Regions from separate parts of the Homo sapiens genome. Here region 1 is linked to region 2. Evidence: read pairs that join two places in POLR2A ChIA-PET (ENCODE). Cell type or tissue: GM12878. All regions are shown on one strand. Each heading gives the region's core, and the rest is flanking DNA. Links, peaks and the distances in the headings are about the cores only.

Region 1 (7,240 bases), core at 880-5,879, 96 kb before region 2:
GGCCTGTCCTGTGTACTGTGGGATGTCTGGCAGCATCCCTGGCCTCTACTCACTAGGTGCTGGTAGTGGCAACTCTCCACTCCCTCATTTGTGACAAACAAAAATGTCTCCAATCATTGCCATATGTCTGGGAGGCAAAATCATCCCCAGTTGAGAACCCCTGCTCCAGGCCATTTGCAGGACTAACTCAGCATGCCTGAGCCAGACTCTGGGACCCCAGATCTTCAGATGGTTTGGCTTGTGTAATGGCTCACAGCCACAGAACAGGTTGCTTCCAGATTGCAGAGCTAGCTCATTTACACCTTCTCTATATGATCAGCCAATGTTGTTGTTGCTGTTGTTTTTTTGAGACTGAATCTCACTCTATTGCCCAGGCTGGGGTGTAGTGGTGCAATCTTGGCTCACTGCAACCTCTGCCTCCCGGGTTCAAGTGATTTTCCTGCCTCAGCTTCCTGATTAGCTAGGATTACAAGCGTCTGCCACCATGCCTGCCTAATTTTTGTATTTTTGGTAGAGACAGCTTTTACCATGTTGATTGACCAGGCTGGTCTTGAACTCCTGACCTCAAGTGATCCACCTGCCTCAGCCTCCCAAAGTGCTGGGATTACAGGTGTGAGCCACCACGCCCAGCCTCGGCCAACATTAATAGAATCTAGAATCATGGAAAAGCTCTGGTTAGACCTGAGACTAGAGATAATTTCACTCCATTTTCGATCTCAATATGACAAATTAATTAAACGCGTTTTAAAGAGAATGAACTGGGTGATAACACAGGTCTGCTGGGAGGTTTTGAAGTAGCACGCCTTGTTGTTAAGCCCTATGACAGCTACAGCATTGCTTCCATGTCAAAGCTGCAACATTTATTAAGATCTTTATTCCTCCCAGCTTTATTAAGCTATAATTGACAAATAAAAATTGTATATATTTACAGTATACAACATGTTTTGATGTATGGATACACTGTGAAATGATTAAATCAAGGTAATTAGCATATCCATCTCCTGATAATATCTTTAACTTGGATTGGGCTTAGAGGACACCTGCTGGCTATTTACTGGCTCTTCCAGATGTCCCAGACAATCCTCCTGGGGACAAATTCCCAATTTCATCACATTTCTGTTCCTGCTTCTATAAACACTAAAGGGCTTTTTCCCCCAAAAGATGTTGGAACACCAGCAGGACTCCAGCTGTGTCTGACCAAGTGTTTGGCATGGGATATGGATGAGGTATCACTAGAGGTCCCAGAAGTCTGCACCACTGTGCTCATGGACAATGTCAGCTGCTGAAGGGTAAGAGTGTAGGCCCGTGTCAGAGAGAAGGGGGCAAGAGTGGGTAATGTGTAGGCTATCATTTCATGAAGGACTAGGCTCTAATGCCATTATTTATAGTGCTGTGGAAATAGCGACTTAGCAGCAGGCAGTCCTGGCTGGAAGTCTGCATCTGTGGCTGCCCTGACGCACTGTCAGGGCTCATTGTTATCAGCTTGGAGAACCAAATTATGTTGCCATTGTGTGCTCAAGCCTTGGGAAAATTCAACAACTGGAATAATTCGTATCAGGAGAAATTCTTTCTGGTTCTAGCGATAAACTGAATCCTCTAAAATGTGGGGAACAAAAAGCAAGATTAAGAAAAATAAATAAATAACAGTGCTAGGAAACCAGGGAAGAGAGGACACAAGTTGAGGTGGTGCGTGCACACCTGCCTACAGGTGCACAATCTCGTGGTTTTTCCTAATCCATTCAGAAGTTCTCCATTTAAGAGCGCAGTCTGGTTCTGCTGTTCCCAAAGCGCCTTTCATACCAAAGGATTCCAAAGTTTCACACCCACATCCAGACATATGGGGCTCTTCAAAATAGAAATATCAGCACAGAACCAGCAAAGTGAGTCTGAAACGTGGCCAAGGGAACCAGAATTTGAAGGACTCACTAAAAAGACATCTAGATTCTATCAATTTTAGGAGTCCACAACTGAAATGGCACTAAGGAATTATAATAATAAAAGCAATAGTAGTCGGTGAGCAATGAGCAGTGCTCTGTGTGCAGTAAGTCAATCAGGCACACCCCACGCAGCAGTCTGATGTGCATGATCCTGTTCCATCTCCTCACTACCTTGGGAGGCACGAGCTTTAACACGTACCTTGTAGATGAGGAAGCAAAGGCGTGGTAACATGCCCAAGATCACACAGTCAGTGGAGTGGTGGAGTCAAGACTCAAACTCAGAAGCTCTACCCTGTCCCAAATGTGTTTTTGCCCTGACAGAGGCCCTTAGGCCATCATATTATAAAGGCTGACACTCACCTGGCTTTTTTTTTTTTTTTTTTTTTGAGATGGAGTCTTGCTCTGTTACCCAGGCTGGAGTGCAGTGGCGGGATCTTGGCTCAATGCAACCTCTGCTTCCCAGGTTCAAGCAATTCTCTGCCTCAGCCACGCGAGTAGCTGGGATTACAGGTGTGCATCACCATGCCTGGCTAATTTTGTATTTTTAGTAGAAACAGGGTTTTGCCATGTTGGCCAGGCTGGTCTCGAACTCCTGACCTCAAGTGGTCCACCCACCTCGGCCTCCCAAAGTGCTGGGATTACAGGTTTGAGCCACCGTGTCCGCCCTCAACTGGCTTTTGAGCCAAATGGGCTCCTATACCGACACCACAACCCTACAGATGAGGCACCGAGGCTCAGAGTGTCTAAGTAATTTTTTCTGTAAGTTTTATAAGTCAGGTAACTAACATTTATTGAACATCCACAGTGTTAGGTGTTCTGCTTACTGCTTTTGGGGCACTGTCTCAGTTAGTGATTTAGTTACATTTTGTTATATTAGGGCACTTGCTCTACATTCCTAGAACACTAAGAAAGAGTCCTCCCTCAGCCAGCTCCCAGGTATCTTTCTAGAGTCATCCCATATAGTTAAGAGGGAATTTAGCTCTCATGGCCAGGGGTAGGGTTTGCCCAGTAGGGTTTGCCCATGTGGATGCTGTCAATTCAGCAGGGCCATTCAGCAGTTCCATGTGAGGAAATGCATCTCCAAGCCACATCCTAAACACTAATACCAAAGAAAGTGAGGTGGCTGGGTACACACTGCACTCCAGCCTGGGGAGTACAGCGAGACCCTATCTCAAAAAAAAAAAAATAGGCCGGGCACAGCGGCTCAAGCCTCTAATCCCAGCACTTTGGGAAGCTGAGGCGGGCGGATCACCTGAGGTCAGGAGTTTGAGACCAGCCTGGCCAACATGGAGAAACCCCATCTCTACTAAAAATACAAAAATTAGCCGGGTGTGGGTGGCACGTGCCTGCAGTCCCAGCTACTCGGGAGGCTGAGGCAGGAGAATCGCTGGCACCCGGGAGGTGAAAGTTGCAGTGAGCCGAGATCGCTCCATTGCACTCCTGCCTGGGCGATAAGAGCAAAACTCCGACTCCAATAAAAATAAAAAATAAATTTAGAAAGAGTTTTTTTTTTTTTTTTTTTTTTTTGTAAATCGAGGTCTCCTCAGTTCTTGGATCCCCATGAACCCGGCCTGGAACGGCGTCTAGGGTGCAGGGTCTGCAGGGGCAGGGCTGGGGTTTCTCCCAGGGAGGAGTCTGTTTGGGCTGCAGTTTCCCATGCATTGCCTCACTAACGTCACGTGGGGCGCTGTCCTAAGCAGGAAGAACGGTGAGCTGGGAGAGAGCCCCACCTGGTGGCAACAGGCAGAAGGGCAGCCAGGGGATGCCCCAAGAGAAGGTGGTTTCCAGGACAGGCACCTGCCCTTTCAGACCCGTGCTTTTCAGCGGTAGAGGCCTCTCCTGTTTCCTATCATCTCCGCACAATTACTACCGATCTGCAGGGCGAGTTTGGTATTCCCCCTGGTGAACCATGAGTAGGCTTCATCTGCCAGTAAAGCAGGTGAACAGGAGGACTTAAAGGATTTGTTTCTTTGATCTACAGAAAAGACACTGGGCTTTGGAGGGCAAATCCTAAGCTGGGCACTCACATCGCGACAACACTCACTTGCCTTCCATTGTAAACGAAGGAAGAGCAGCTTCCTAGGGCCTGAGGTCACTTCAGGCTCACACCCACCCCTGCCTGTGATCTGCTGAGGGAGCAGGGCCTTTCTAGGAGGGGCGGAGCAAGGCCCAGGTCGTGGCTCCGGCTGCTACAGTACATGCCCCCTTTTCCCCTTGCTCACCAGAAAAAATGGAAACCTCTTGACTAAATTATAAATTTTCTCGGGGCACTGCTCCCCTCTATGGATTCTTGGCCCAATAAAGCCTACTAGGGCCTCCTGAGCACGTCTCAGTGGCTCCCCTCCTCTCCATACCTGCTCCTTCCCCAGTCTGGTGCAGGGCCACTCACTACTGGCCAAACGCCCACTCCATGCCACACTCTCAGCTACCACAGAACAGACACGAAGGGAGAGGTTTTTGTTTGTTGAGATAAGGTCTTGTTCTGTCACCTAGGCTGGAGAGCAGTGGTGCGATCACAGCTCACTGCAGCTTCTGCCTCCTGGGCTCAAGGGATCCTCCTGCCTCAGCCTCCCAAGTAGCTGGGTCTACAGACGTGCACCACCATGCCTGGCTAACTTTTGCATTTTTCGTAGAGATGGGCTTTCACCATGTTGCTCAGGCTGGTTTCGAACTCCTAGGCTCAAGTGATCCACCCGCCCTGGCCTCCCAAAGAGCTGGGATTATAGACATGAGTCACCACGCCCAGCAGAGGGGGAGATTGTATGTATTCTGAGAGGGAAGGCGCTGGGCCATGGCAGAAACAGACCAAAAGGAACAACCCAGCCTGACACAGCAATGACCCCAAAGAGCTAAGCTCCCAGCCAGACTGAGGGGAGGAAAACTGAGGCTGAAACAAGATGAGGCCATTTTCTTTTTTCTTTTCTTTTTTTTTTTTTTTTGAGGGAATCTCGCTCTGTCGCCAGGCTGGAGTGCAGTGGCTCAATCTTGGCTCACTGCAACCTCCGCCTCCCGGCTTCAAGTGATTCTCCTGCCTCATCCTCCTGAGTAGCTGGGACTACAGGTGCACACCATCACGCCCAGGTAATTTTTGTATTTTTAGTAGAGATGGGGTGTCACCATGTTGGCCAGAATGCTCTCAATCTCTTGACCTCATGATCTGCCCGACTCCACCTCCCAAAGTGCCAGGATTACAGTTGTGATCCACCATGCCCAGCCAATGGGGCCACTTTTCTAAGGTCACAACATGAGCCCTGATCAGAGATGCAGAGGGCCAGAGCGTCGAGCCCTGACATGCCACGGTCCCACCCCGCCCCGCAGTCGCGGTTGCGCTCACAGGGCTGGTGGTGTCTTTTCCGAGGCTGCCTTTGCTGTTGAGGCTGCCAATCTCCGTCTGGGAGCTGGACTGCGACATCCCCTCAAAGAAAGGCCTGTGGTGAAGAGCACAGCCAGGGTCAGTGCTGCCAGGGCTCAGAACAGCATGCTGGGAGAGTTGAATGGAGCTGGCATTCAGGGTGGGTCAACAAGCTACAGGTGTCCAGAACGCCCGGTGAGCAGGGAAGTGCAGGGTGAAGAGGAGGGGCGGGTCAGGAGAGGGGGTACTTCCTGAGAGTCCTATAGGACTTCTGTCAGTGAGAGGCAAAACAGTGACCTTCTCCAAGACAGCCAGAGGTTCAGAAAGGATGAAGGACCAAGATTCTCTGGTAATAGAGGGGACAGCGAGGGAGGGGTCAGGAGACTGCTATGGCCAGGAAGGAGAGTCTGGAGGCCAGCTACAGAGAGGGGGGCTCACTTGAGCTTGGGCTTTGGCGTGCTGAGGATGCTTTCTGTCTCCTCCATCTCAGGGCCACTGTCGCTGGGGTTGTACATCTCCAGACTGTCATACAATTCATCCAAGTCCTCTTCCACTTCCCGGATCTGCTCGCGGGACACATGCTCCAGCCCAAAGCCCACCTGCAGGGAAAAAGGAGTCTCTGAATTTAGGGTCATCCCTATTAACAATTTTGGTTGATGAGCAGCTCCTTTCTCCTGGGCTGCCCTTATAGTCCTGCTTAAGGGACATGCCAGAGCTTCACACTGGCTGGAGTAACCTTCACGTCATTTCCATGATCCAGCCTGAGGGCGGGGACATGGTGAGGCCACCTTCCCCCCAGTTCCTGCCACCGCTCCACACTGTGAAGCTGTGCCAGGAGGGACAGCTGAGGAATCCCGAGGCCCATCGCCCATGTGGGTTCTTCCTACCCTCCTTACAGCTCACAGGAAGGCGAAGCAATCGCTCTCAACAATTTTCATCTTTATCCCTCTGTTAGCCCACTGAGAGGCCTGTGGAAACGGGCCCCTCCCGGAGCCCAGGGAAAAGACTGCTTCTCTCTCAGCAGCCCCATTCCTGGTTATTCCAGGGCTGACCAACAAGGACATTTCCACCTCACAAGCTGCTGCTCACTGATGTTCCCGTGGGATAAGAGGGGAAATTAAGTGACAACCGCAGCAGCATCCGCTGGGTCTGTCCCTGTATCGCATGCCAGAGGCTTGCGCATCACCAAGGGTCGGGCGTAGCTGTGCTGCCCTGCGTTGTGTGCATAGCCTCTCTCTCCTCTGCTTGCTTAAGTCCTTCTTAGCCACCCTCTCCCTTAGGGCTCTACCAGGTATGCCACGGGGAGCAGGAATATTAATCCTAGAATCCTGACTCTCAGTGGCAATACAGAGTGTACTCCAGGGATGCTGGGTGAAACCCGGGGAATTCTACTCACCATTAACCTTGGGAGTAAGAGGCCATACCTCATCTGAAACTTTAAACCGCTTCAGGAGGGCCACAAACTTCTGTTTGATGTTAGGTTGCTGTAGGGACAAATCGCATGACAGTTCTCAGCAACGTCCACTTGGGGTCAATTCAAGTCAATAAACACCCACCAGAGCCCACTTTCATGACGAGCTGTGGGAAGACACGAAGACTGGAGGACTTGGTCTCTGCCCTTGGCACTCAAAGCCTGTCAGGAAGACAGGCCAAATTCCAGTGTAGCTCCTGGGCCTTGGGTGCAGCTGCGGGGAGAAGGAATGTCTATCCCCAGGTCCTCCACCCCCCTGTGCCCCAACACCTCCCAAATGTGGGTCTCCAGCTCATCCCTTTCTCTTGCCCTTCGGATTCACAGTGCCCACTGCTGACTCCTACCTGCGCATGCACAGCGCGGGCACCTCAGCCTTACCACCTCCACGGTGGAACGCAGCGTCCCGTCTTCTCCTTGCACCCCGATCCTCTTACTGATGTCGCCAACACACCTGAACCAACATCTACGCCTGGAGTCTCT
Region 2 (7,240 bases), core at 1,483-6,482:
ACTTAGTAGTGGAAATACAAATTAAGCAATCATGCATTACTTAGTGAAATTAAATATGATTATACTCTGTGACCCAACAATGATACTTGTTGGTATTTAGCCAGAGAAACTCTTGTACAAGTTCGTAAGAAGACATATATGAGGATCTTCTTATTAATTTATTTAGTTTTATCTTTTTTTTTGAGACAGTCTCACTCTGTTGCCCAGGCTGGAGTGCAGTGGTGGCACAATCAAGGCTCACTGCAGCCTGAACGTCCTGGGCTCAAGCGATCCTCCCACCCCAGTCTCTCAAGTAGCTGGGACCACAGGCACATGCCACTGTGCTCAACTAAGTTTTTAATTTCTGGCAGAGATGAGGTTTTTGTCACATTGCCCGGGTTGGTCTCGAACTCCTGGGCTCAAGCGATCCTTCTGCCTCAGCCTCCCCAAAGTTCTGAGACTATAAGTGTGAGCCACTATACCCACAGAGCATTGTTTGTGGTACAGGGAGAACAAATAAGGTGTCTGTCACTTAGGGGAACAGGCAAATAAAACGCAGTAGACAGAGCAATAAAAATACAATGCAGTGGCTAAAAGCACCATATAAACACAACACCAACAGAACTGAAAAACATAGTTTTAAATGAAGAAAGGATCAGAATGAGAATTATCATGTAATACTATTTATATAAATTTACAGAAAACACCATGTAAGAATACATATATATCCAAGGATACATATTAAACACATCAGAGAAGATGCTAATGGGAGTGGGATGGGAATGGGAGAAGAGATACAAAGTGACAACAGAAAACAATAAAAACATCAGGGACCCTTGCAATGTCAATATAATGGTATTGTAAAAATAACACATTTTTAATTGGAAGAAAAAGTAACAAATTCAAAGGGGCAGAAGGAAGTTTCCTTCTGCTTCAACTCTCCTTTCCAAACTGTTTGACATTTGGTTCATTTGACTTACCAGGTAAGGAAGGGGGCTAGAGGGGAGGGAGGGAGGAGGCCAACATGTATAAATGCGGCCTACTATATTGCATCTTGCACCCACTTTGACCATGGCATTTGTCATGCTGCTGAAATTATACATATACACAGCTATCTTCTCACCCTGAAAGTTACATCCTTAAGGGCAGGACTGTATCATATTCATCCTCATGCACCCAAAACCCAACTCGGGGGATGGTGCAAAGAATACATTCAATAAATGCTGACTGGCTGACTGGTTGGTTGGTTGGTAGACTGGATGGAAAATAAATCAAAATTATAATCCAGCTGAATTGTTTTCAGCTCAGGTGTACCCTTAGTGCTTGACTATTATAATGTAGCCAATTGAATGTTTAAAGAATTATCATAAATGGGTAGATGTCCTCCTAACATCATTTATTCTAGCATAAAAATGCATGTCCTTTTGGATGGCAGACACATGGACAAACATCACAAAATTCAAGCTGACTCTACAGCTGCAAGGAGAAATTAGAGACACTACTGCAAAATCAGAAATATGAACGATAAAGTTAACTTGAGGTGAAGGGAAAAATAAAGATGCAGCACAAGCCAGGTAATCCCTGCTGCCTGGCAGTGCTGGGTGCCTCACACTTCTGACACTACTGATTCCACACTATGTGTATAATACACAAAAACCCTTCTTACTGGCCAAGCACAGTGGCTCACACCATTATCCCAACACTTTGGGAGGCTGAGGGTGGATCACTTGAGCCCAGGAGTTCGAGACCAGCCTGGGCAATATAGTTAGGCCCCGTCTCTATTTTAATAATAATAATAATAATAATAATAATAATAATATTTTTTAAACCCTTTTTTTTTTTTGATATGGAGTCTTGCTCTGTCACCCAGCCTGGAGTGCAGTGGTGCGATCTCAGCTCACTGCCACCTCCACCTTCCAGGTACAAGTGATTCTCCTGCCTCAACTTCCTAAGTAGCTGGGATTACAAGTGCGCGCCACCACACCTGGCTAATTGTTGTATTTTCAGTAGAGACAGGGTTTCACCATCTTGGTCAGGCTGGTTTTGAACTCCTGACTTCAGGTGATCTGTCCACCTCGGCCTCCCCAAGTGCTGGGATTACAGGCATGAGCCACCACACCTGGCCCCTTCTTACTAACTTTAATCAATTTTTAAATTGACATTACAGTATAATTTACATACAATAAAATACACACATTTAAATGAACAGTTTGATTAGTTTAAATGTACGTACCCATGAAATCACCATCATAGCCAAGACGCAGATCATTCCCATCACCCCAAAAGATCCCTTGTGCCCCTCTGCAGCCACGCCACCCCTTTACCCAGGCTCCAGGCAACCACTACTCCGTCTTTTGTCAAGATATCTCACTCACATTTTTTTTTTTTTTTGAGATGGAGTCCGGCTCTGTTGCCCAGGATGGAGTACAGTGGCACGATCTCGGCTCACTGCAACCTCCGCCTCACGGGTTCAAGTGATTCTCCTGCCTCAGCCTCTTAAGTAGCTGAGATTACAGGCGCATGTCACTACGCCTGGCTAATTTTTGTAATTTTAGTACAGACAGGGTTTCCCCATGTTGGCCAGGCTGGTCTCGAACTCCTAACCTCAGGTGATCCACCCTCCTCAGCCTCCCAAAGTGCTGGGATTACAGGCATGAGCCACTGTGCCCAGCCCTCACTCACTTGTTAAATTTTAAAATTTAATTCTAAAATTTTCAAACATATACACAGTAGAACAGTAGAATGAGCCTAGTTTGCCCAACACCCAGCTTCAACGATGTTTAATGCATAACCAGTCCTGTGTCAGTGATTCTCCCACCTACTCCCTTGCCTGGGCTATTCTGAAGCAAATCACAGACAGCATTTCTTTTCATATGTAAATATTTCAATATGTATGTCTCTTTAAAGGATATTCTTTTAAAATGTATCCACAATTTTCACACTTAACTAACAAATTTTTTAAATTTAATTATTTGTTGTCAATATTCAATATAAGATAAATTTCCTCTTGTCTTTTTTGGTTTGTTTTATAAAATAAACTTCTTAATACCATTAATACCATCAAATAATCAGTCAGTGTCCACATTTCCCAGATTGCCTCACATTTTCTTCATTTTGTCTGAATCAATCATATATGACTATTGGTTCATTCATCTCTTCAATCTCTTTTTATCTATAGAGGCTTTTTTCTCACCTTTTCCCCTTATGATTTATTTGTTGAAAAAACTGTTCTGTTTATCCTATAATGCAGTTTGGAATTTGCTGATTCTATCCCCAAAAAGCCATTTACAATGTTTCTCCATCCCTCGTATTTCCTATAAATACACAGTAAGATCTAGGCGTTTTATCAAACTCGGGGTCTACTTTAGCAGCAAGGCTGCTTCACAGGTGGTGGTGTGCACACATACCAGGACATACATACAATGTCCCATATGCCTTTTTCTGTCTCACTTTTTGAAAAATACCATCTTTTCCCTCAAGTAACTAAAAACAAAAGCATTTATTGTAGAGTATTAGGACGATTTAATCTAGAAAAGTGTCACAGGACATCAACTCCCATTTAACAGACTGATTCTGGCCTACAGTGTTCCTACAAAGAGACAAGCAGTCCTTGAGCCGCTGTCTGAAATACACACAGTTCTGCCCACCACACTATGTCTGTCGCTTATTTTAAGTTACACACTGAACGTACCCTGATGCACTTGTCTTTGTGTGCATGTCTTGCTCCCCAGTTACACAGAGAAGAAGCCTTCTTACACCTCTTCAACATCTCCCATGAGCACCCTGCACACAGACAGCACGTATGAGTGAGGAGGACCAGGCGGTTCTCTGCTAAGGGGAGGCTCTTGATGCAGTCGGGCCCACTGGTTCTTCTCCACTTTCCTCCAGAGTCAGGATCCTTTCCACTTCCCCAACCGGAAAACAGAGGCACAGAGAAGAAACAGGAACGGTGAAGCAGGGGAAGGTTGCACTAAGAACTCAAAATTCACCGGGGGTTCAGAAAACCTGTTGACGTAAATGTGTTTCTACTTGAATGCCTCCTCCTTCCCTTCGGGGAGACATGTGAGTCTCAACACTGAGTCTTTGAGAGAAGGGACTACAGACATTGTGTAGACAGGAACCAGAGGGCCTTCCCGTTCTCCTTGTCAGGACAAGTCCCTGCTTGACAGCTAAATAATTACTAAGAGAACAAGAATCAGTTAGAGAGAACCCATGATGAGCTTGGGATGGGAAAGAAAAGAAAGTCGTTTACATCCTAACCTCACTGCAGGCCTGCAAAGACGTGGCATGCAGGGAAGTTGGAGTCATAGGCAGAAAAGGCCTCCCCTTCTTCCTGCTTTGATGAAAAGCTCCTCCACCCGCAGCAGTGTTGCACTAATAGCGACGAGGCCCTTGCTGCCAGTCACCTCCCACTCTTCTCTCTGCTTGGCTGGCTCTTTACTGCCTCCAGAAATAAAAGCTAGAATATGATACTTATTATGCTAATAATCACTCCCTAGTAAACATAAGTTCCAGAAGCACAAGCCTCTGCTTACAAACAGCATAACTGCCAATGCAAAAGGACATCACTTCTCCCTCATCCCCACCCCCACCTAGGACAAGTGCAGATTAAATTAACAATTCTCAAAATTCCCAATGGTGTCAAAAGCATTTAAAGTTGCTGGGTCAAAGATTCACTTTTGCAGCAGACAACCACAAAGGATTTCAGTGTTACATACAGTGGAAATGATTGCAAGAAATTCTAAATAGGGACAGACCAGTAATTTAAATTCATTTTCTAATGGCTAACACTTATTTTTTGTTTGTTTCCCAGTTCAATAGCTGATTCTAAGTCAGGTTCCAATTAAGGAAAACAAGACCCAGTTTTCTGGTTCCACTGGGATTTACTTGTTCAGGGATTACCTGTCTGCCAGTTGTGAACCTGTTGTGACTAACACAAGCGTGTTTCAGAACAAGGAAACACCCTGATTACTGGAAGTCAAGGGCAAAGTAAAGCCCAAAACAAGGAACTCTCACTTTCCGTCTGGTGTGTTCCCCAGCAGGCCACTGCCTCTGTCTCTAACCAGAGATTACTGTATACAACTATGAAACCACTGGTGATAGAAATCAGAAAATAGAGCATGAGAAGCAAAATCCCACTAGTAATGTCGAACACTAACACATAAAGTGGACTACTGAAGCAAATACCTAAAAGCTAAGTATTAGAGTTGCCCACATTTTTTTTTTTTTTTTTTTGAGGCAGAGTCTTGCTCTGTCACCCAGGCTAGAGTGCAATGGTACAATCTCGGCTCACTGTAACCTCTGCTCCCTGGACTCAAGCAATTCTCCTGCCTCAGCCTCCCGAGTAGCTGGGATTACAGGCATGCGCCGCCATGCATGACTAATTTTTGTATTTTTAGTAGAGACGAGGTTTCACCATGTTGGCCAGGCTGGTCTTGAACTCCCGACCTCAAGTAATCTGCCTGCCTCGGCCTCCCAAAGTGCTGGGATTACAGGCATGAGCCACCATGCCCGGCCTGCCCAGATATTTTAAACAGGACTGATTTTCTTCAATTACTTGAATACCTGAATTATCCCAGTTTTCTATTTTATTTTATCTACACAGGCATAGTTAGACACTGGTTAGAGTAAGACTAGAGGCAAAAGACACCCCTGGTTACTCTACTTGAATCTGTGAGTAATGTGTATTTTCATACACTTTGAATTATTTAACATGACTTAGCTCTCTGACCCTGGAAAATCACTCTGAATCCAGAACATCTTCAAAATAGAGGATGGAATAAAATTGCTTCTAAGATCCTTTTGACTTACTTGGTTTATATCTTCTTTACTATGGGATCAAATCCCATTAAACAGCAAGTCAGTGGCTCAAAATATTTCAAATACTAGAACTTCATTGTAGCAAATGATGCTAAAAGTAGAAATTTAATTGCAATAAGATTTGGTCTACGCATTAATTGATGTGGTACTTTAATTTTTTATTTCCGTAGGTTTTTGAGATTTTGGTGCACCCAACACCCAAGCAGTATACACTGTACCCAATTTGCAGTATTTTATCCCTCACCTGCCTCCTGCCCTTTCACCCGAGTCCCCAAAGTCCATTGTATCATTCTTATGCCTCTGCATCCTCATAGCTTAGCCCCTAGATGCTGTATTTTTAAAAAGAATTTATTGTTCACCAATGTTCATAGCAGCATTATTCACAATGGACAAAAGGTGGAAGCCACCCAAATGTTCATCAATAAAGAGACAGACATGGAAAGAAACAGTTCCTCCTCCTCAATGGGATGTTCTGGTGTCTCCCTGTGGCACCTGGAACTGCGACAGGCCACCTGAGACCATGGGGAGCCAGCGGGCAAGCCTGTACTGAGGATGACAAAGCAGGAGGGCAAAATGAACTTGGCTCCTTGATGCCTTTGCCAGGCTGCTCAGTTAACCAGCACTGGACTCACCCTTGCCCCAGACTTTTGTTTTCTGAAATGATAAACATCTGTGTGTTTAAGTCATTGAGCTGGCTTTTCTGTTTCTTGAAGGTGAAAGCATTCTAACTGATGACACACACTGACCTAAGATGTCTGACACACCATGAGACTTATGCAGTAATGAAAGGCAGAGTTTGATCTCCATAATTAACAAACTCACTGAAAGGCAAAATACACCGTTCTTGTCATTAAAATGCAAGAAAGGCTTCAGAGCAGGTAAAGAACAAGGTTAAAGTGCAGTAAGCAGATCCATACATTTAGCCATTCAATACATAAACGTGGACCCAGAAGTTATCCTGAATGAACCAATTATGCCCCACTTCAGAAATATTAGAAGATGATGACTTAAAATACTGTCTTTATGATCACAACAACCCTAACTATATAACTCTAGGTTATATTATTCCCATTTTATAGATGAAGACACTGAAGCAGAGAAGAAGCTGAGTAACTTGCCCAAAGCCATTATGTCCACAGTTTTCTCTGCCTGGAACTCTTCCTTCTCTTCACTTAGCTAATTCCCACACATCCTTCAGGTTTCAACTTAAGCAATCACTCCTTAGGAAAAAGGCTTCTTTTATGTGTTCAGACAAGGTCCAGAGCTCCTATTATGCTCCACTGCACTCCTGTTCTATGGCAGCATTTTGCACACTTGAGATTAAATATTTGTCTTCCCACTAGAATGCCCATGGCCTGAAACAGTTCCGTCTTTTTTACAACTAGACGGTATTGCCAAAGCTGCGCAGAATGCCTGCCCTTGACAGTCTCACAGTCTGATA

Evidence for each region. ChIA-PET counts read pairs that join two places held together with the same protein. Peaks named below come from ENCODE experiments on the same cell type or tissue, not always from the same donor. Only the 100,000 strongest peaks of a DNase experiment are listed, where the experiment ranks them.
Region 1: POLR2A ChIA-PET joins it to region 2 with 18 read pairs; 4 of 35 experiments call an interaction of 5 or more read pairs at or near these places.

Annotation. Positions count from the first base shown.
Region 1 is chr11:66,219,279-66,226,518 of GRCh38, reverse strand. PACS1 (phosphofurin acidic cluster sorting protein 1) reads right to left here. Exons shown (of 24, transcript NM_018026.4): 8 at 6,714-6,773; 9 at 5,728-5,888; 10 at 5,272-5,365. Among named protein-coding and RNA genes, the nearest start is that of KLC2, 35 kb to the left of the region's middle. RefSeq lists enhancers at 2,743-3,243, 3,244-3,744, 3,550-3,789, 3,850-3,949. In GM12878, for the core only: CTCF peaks have their summits at 3,659 (motif pointing left) and 4,712; DNase peaks (open chromatin) are centred at 3,698 and 4,658; H3K27ac peaks cover 1,291 bases.
Region 2 is chr11:66,124,014-66,131,253 of GRCh38, reverse strand. The region is part of intron 1 of PACS1 (phosphofurin acidic cluster sorting protein 1); the gene reads right to left. Among named protein-coding and RNA genes, the nearest start is that of PACS1, 57 kb to the right of the region's middle. RefSeq lists a silencer at 3,743-3,802 and enhancers at 3,253-3,912, 4,162-4,456, 4,403-4,462. In GM12878, for the core only: a CTCF peak has its summit at 4,367; DNase peaks (open chromatin) are centred at 4,293 and 5,018; H3K4me3 peaks cover 2,955 bases; H3K27ac peaks cover 4,113 bases.